Regions from separate parts of the Homo sapiens genome. Here region 2 is linked to region 1. Evidence: chromatin contacts called from ENCODE Hi-C or POLR2A ChIA-PET data. All regions are on one chromosome and are shown on one strand. Each heading gives the region's core, a stretch centred on a gene start or an enhancer-like site at or near the end of the contact. The rest is flanking DNA. Distances are from core to core; before and after follow the strand shown. Region 1 overlaps ARMH3 (armadillo like helical domain containing 3). Region 2 overlaps ARMH3 (armadillo like helical domain containing 3).

The links. A loop is a pair of places that touch in the nucleus more often than their neighbours do. ChIA-PET counts read pairs that join two places held with the same protein, here RNA polymerase II (POLR2A). Pooled maps may share reads with other maps.
Region 2: a loop to region 1 is called in a map of GM12878, with 2.9 times the contacts of the local background. The contact joins two enhancer-like sites. A Hi-C loop is called at or near these places in 18 of 168 maps with a recorded cell type or tissue (B cell, GM12878, IMR-90 and 7 more), 36 of 37 single-sample maps with no recorded cell type and 14 of 50 pooled maps. POLR2A ChIA-PET finds 5 or more read pairs at or near these places in 13 of 52 experiments (A673, B cell, CD4-positive, alpha-beta T cell and 10 more).

What each region holds. Positions count from the first base shown.
Region 1 is chr10:101,900,247-101,902,821 of GRCh38, forward strand. The region is part of intron 23 of ARMH3 (armadillo like helical domain containing 3); the gene reads right to left. Among named protein-coding and RNA genes, the nearest start is that of KCNIP2, 58 kb to the left of the region's middle. RefSeq lists enhancers at 2,061-2,220, 2,220-2,575. Within about 2 kb of position 1,270, at least 3 of the 41 ENCODE cell types and tissues checked have a DNase peak (open chromatin) inside an H3K27ac peak, as active enhancers do; they include B cell and GM12878, where a contact is called at or near this core.
Region 2 is chr10:101,967,757-101,970,331 of GRCh38, forward strand. The region is part of intron 20 of ARMH3 (armadillo like helical domain containing 3); the gene reads right to left. Among named protein-coding and RNA genes, the nearest start is that of ARMH3, 87 kb to the right of the region's middle. Within about 2 kb of position 1,280, at least 3 of the 41 ENCODE cell types and tissues checked have a DNase peak (open chromatin) inside an H3K27ac peak, as active enhancers do; they include B cell and GM12878, where a contact is called at or near this core.

The DNA.
Region 1 (2,575 bases), core at 20-2,519:
TAATCTTTGGAATTGGTTTTCCTATTTCCCTTTTCCTGGATTTCCTATTTCCAGAAGCAAGGCTCCTCTACACGCTCAGAAATGCCAAATGAATATAAAGGAACAAAATGGCCTATAAGAAAATGTGTATTAGATGTTCTGTCCCTTTTCAGAACATAAGAAAATCCTAACACATACCTAAGAGGAATTCTGAAGCACTGGAGATAAGCTCAAAACCCCCAAAACTGATCTAATTTTGATTAATGGTGAACATTCCAATCTCTTGAATATGAATTAAGAACTTTTTAAAAACTGGCATGAGACAAAAACCTGAAATATTTTAATTACACCTCATTCCCATTAGCCCAATTAATCAATTTATTATAAGACACTTAAATTTTAAGCATGGGAGAGCAAGAAAATGAGCAATTGACTAGTCTTCTTTTCCCGTCACTTCAAAAATAAAGGCGAATTGGCTGGTCACAGTGGCTTATGCCTGTAATCCCAACACTTTGGGACGCCCAGGTGGGAGAACTGCTTGAGGCCAGGAGTTCAAGAGCAGCTTGGGCAACATAGTGAGACCCCCATATCTACAAAAAATTTTTTTTAAATTAGCCAGCATAATGTGCACACCTATAGCCCTAGCCATTCATGAGGATGAGGCATGAGAATTGCTTGAACCCAGGAGTTTGAGGTTACAGTGAGCTGTGATCATGCCACTGTACTCCAGCCTGGGCAACAGAGCAAGACCCTGTCTCTAAAAATAAAGGGAAATTATTTTAGTGGATCACATGCTAGACTGAGGAAGGAGGGAAATATTCTGTGGATCCCATGCCAGTTAGAGAAAAAGAGGCATATGAATCCTAAACTAGACTAGATGAGCCATACATAATACCTCAGTGGTGGAGGAGGAGGATCTCATGTGCACAAAGGAGGAAGAAACCTGTCAAGATTTCCCAGTGGTCCAGTGTGGGCCATATGGATTCCATACTAGATAGCAGTGGTCCTGATGTTCACATACAGGAGAGATGAGAGGGTGGGCCATATGGATCACGTACTGGTTTTCAAGTACTCCAGGAAAAGAATGAAATTAAAAGACACGGAAACAGGCTTATACTCCATCCCAGGGGGACCTTTTAGAACTCCTCAGGAAAGGCAATCAGCAAGTCTGCCAAAGTAATTAAGCAAACGAACATTTACCATAAAGCCCACATCAGTTAAGTGAACAAAGATGAATCTTATTACAGTGCACTGTCAGCTCTGAGCCTGCAGGTGCTAACCACTGAGACGTGGCGTTACTCGGCCCTAGCTGCTCACCCACCCACTGTGACAGAGAGCTTCGCCCTTCTCGTCAGCTCTGAAAAAGCAGGCTGCTTTCACCTGCTCCAGCACTGACTTATGTTGCTTTCAGACAGACCCTCACAGAGATGGCTTCCTATAAGAAGCCTGGGTGTGGATACTGTGGCAGGTGGTAGGGTTGGCTACAGAAGGGAGGCTTGAGAGGTAGAGAGGATGGGAGAAAGCAGGGGGGCTGGGTAGCAGTTATGTCAGTGAGGTAAAGAAAATGGGATAGTTTGGTAAATCAAGAAGTAAATAAAGAATAAACAAGCTGCCCAAAGTATTGAACCGTTCTGCCTAAGTGAAGTTGATAGTCTCTCTGAAAAGGGAAGAAGTTAAAACTTCATTGCAAAATAGTTTCTCCTCAAGGAAAGAAATATTACTAGGGAACATCGCTTTTCTAATGTTAATGGCAGCCTCAACATCAGCTTTATTAATGAGTTAGCACCAAAGCTAACAGGGTCAGATTTGTTGAGACCTAATCAGTATCTATTATTTAACAAAATCCACTGCTTGCTAGAATAAATGAATACTTATCAATTATCCTAAGATTTACAAATGGCACTTGAAGCACCTTTTGGCCCTATTTCTTTCTGCAAATAATTTTGAGAGTCAAAATGAAAGCCCCAAATTGACCAAATGCCAACCAACTACATCAGAGACCCAGAAAGCTTTTATTCAACAGAAACTCTCACAAGGGGAAGGCTGTTAAGAGTAGCTGTGAGACAAATTCAAAAAATCATATAACTAGTTTAAAAAGCCAAAGACCATATGTCTATTACTCAGAGGAACAGATATGAATAGACAGAAGTAGGTAAGGTCCCTGTGTCCAGAAACCGATACATCTCTAACTTATTATGGAGAAGAAATCCTAAAGACATTGCTGGGAGACAGATACAACCAACCAACTGAAGAAATGTCACTTGTGGCACTTCTGGGCTGGGCTTGTGACAGAAAATGATGTTGGAGGTCTCACAGCAGATGCACGCACAGGCACTCATACGTGCGCACTTCTCTTCAGGTCTAGAACAAGAGCAAACAAAGAGCTGTGGTAGAAAGTGATTTGCAACCTTACTTTCTACCACAGCTCTTTGTCTGCAACAGGGCCTGCAGTTTCCTTACATTCAAAGGCAGCGGGAGGTGGGAAAAGGAGGGGAAACTAGATGACTGCTACTCAGAACCAAGCAGCGCTGCCCAGGAGAGGACTTAATGGGAGGATAAATTTGGGGCCTGATTCTTTGACGGCACCTCCAGTAAT
Region 2 (2,575 bases), core at 30-2,529, 68 kb after region 1:
AACAACTCTAGGTGGCTTTTCAGAATACAGGCATCTGTCTGGATGCAAGCCTAAGCACTTCACTGACACAGAGGCCAAAGAATCAAACAAGAAAATGAAATGGCTCTGGCTGTATGCTATCAGCCTCTCCAGGTGAACACAGCACACAAGTCAGTATGTCAACAGCCTGCACTGACTAAAGGCTCCACATTCCTCTAAATGAGTCAGAAATAGAACAAATCCTTTCTTTAAACGGAAATCTGCTTCCATCCTTACCATTTTCCTTGCAGTCAATGTGTATCTGCTAAAAAAAAAAAATAAATAAGGTTCTCAACCATCTTCCATTCCCCATTTTCTTGCAGACAATGCAAACCTCACAATTAGCACCCAGCCTCTTCTTTTTCATGAAAATGAGTTTCCACATGAAAGTTCCCAGATCCTAGACTTTGGGAAATGTAGGGTCCCTGTGCAGCTGCCTCTAACCAAGCATGCTCAGGAGCCACTGCCTTCTTCTAGGGCCCTATACCACCTGCTCCTTTCCCCCCACCGTTTCCTAAAGGAGTGATAGCCAAAATCACCCTTTAAGAAATCTAAAAGTCAATGAGACCATGTCTCAGTGGAGCCATCTGACACAGAACCAATAACTTTACTTTTTGCCAAAATGAGGTAGGACCAATAACAGACTTGTCTTGCTCCCTCGAGATCCAGAGAAGGATGATACCTTATGAAACCACATGACATGTCCCTTTGAAACTAATATAGGCAGAGTAACCAAAAGCACAGCTAATCCTTCCCTGGTCCCTTTTACTTGACAAAATGCTCATGGGCCTATGAGAGTTGACATTTTTCTGGATAGGAAGTGACTGCATGCACAGAGAAAAGAACAAAGTGATTTCTTGCTCTTTTGGGGGCTTTTACGTGGGAATCTTTTTCTCCCTGTAACAGGCTAAACCTGTTAGAGATTCTTATCTTTTGCTTCTGCCAAGTTTCTGAGGGGATGAGAGAAAGATTCAAAATAGTGTAAATTTTGGATTCAGCCAAATGTAGTGATTTGAAAGGGAAAAAAGCTTCCTGGCATTCCTTTTTAGTCCTTGGGCTTTCTATACTGCTGTAGACAATATTTCATAACTACATTATAGAACCAGAAAGATACCTTCTAATGCCCCTGAATTAGAACATTCTAATTTTGAGAGGAATTGATCACCCATAGAGGAAAAGAGGCTCTCTATTTTTGCATATGGAAGCTAAAGCAGTCTTAATTAGGCACATCAGCCTAGAATATATCTTGTGACATATTTGCCTAAATCAGAGAAAATTTAGCAGAATGAGGAAGAGCAATTTTAAAAACAAGATAGAAATAGCAGCTGCCAAAATTCCCCTTCCCATCTACTCTAGTTTTTACTGCTATGTTCTTTCCCGCCTGGATACTCTCTTCAAAACTAAAAGAAGCAATGTTGTAGAGTTATATAAGATGTCATCACTGGAGGAAGCTGGGTGAAGGGTACATGAAACTCTATATACTATTTTTGCAACTTCCTGTAAGTCTATAATTACATCAAAATTAAAAGTTTAAAAAAGAAACTAAACTAAAAGAAGCACACAATGAAAAGTTCAAAGCATAGTTTCTCAAAATCAAGAGGGGCTGCTGAACTATCAAAGCTACATCTACACAAGAACTGCCAGATAAATCTATGGCTTGAGTCAGCCTTTCTCTTGAAAAATTTCAGTCCTGTATGGCAACACTTAAAAGTAAAACAAGCTTCCAACGAAAGGCTCTCAATTGCCAGTCTTGAGATGTACCTAACCAAGAAGTCATAGGCCTCTGCCAGTAATAGGAGAGCCAGCTGGATCCAGAACGCTGTGATACTCCCTGGGTTTTCCATTTTTCCCAGTAGATATCTAAAAGGTCAGGCCATGTACAATTTCTTTTTCACAAAGCTGTGAATGCTTTGGATGTTACTTAGCACAGTGAAGCTGAACAGATTGTTCTGGGGGCTTAGGGGGCCTTTCTTCCTGCAGGCAAGCAAATGTTGCTTAGTGATCTGTGTCTGAGCATAGGAGTCAGGAACTCTAAGTTCTAATCATGACTCTGTTTAGCGTCTGGTTCCATGATCCTTAGCAAGTCACTTAACCCTTCTATATCTCTACTCCCTTCCCCAACAAATGGGGATAAAAATAACGACTTATCACCGGGATGTGGCAGAGTGAGAGGGTAACAACTGTGATCCATAGATAAATGTTGAATATAAAATGTCAGTATAAATCTGCCTTTAAAACAACCCATGTTTTCAGACGATGGAAAGTCATACTATTTAAATGCAGCCTGCCTCTCCAATGCCCCTTCTTCCTGCAGTGGAAGTAAAATAAGCTGACTCCATGAAGCTCTGTTCAAGTATTTCTCTCTCCAACAACTACACACTTCTCTCTGCACATCCTGCTCAATCTTTGCTTAATGGCTTAGAAACCATCAAAGTTTCCATTTTTACTTGGTTAAAAGCAATCCATGCACCTGTGGGTAAGGAAGAATGAGAAAAACAAAAGAAATTACTAACTACTCTCTCTCACATCAACAAATCAAATAAACTAAGGTGGATGG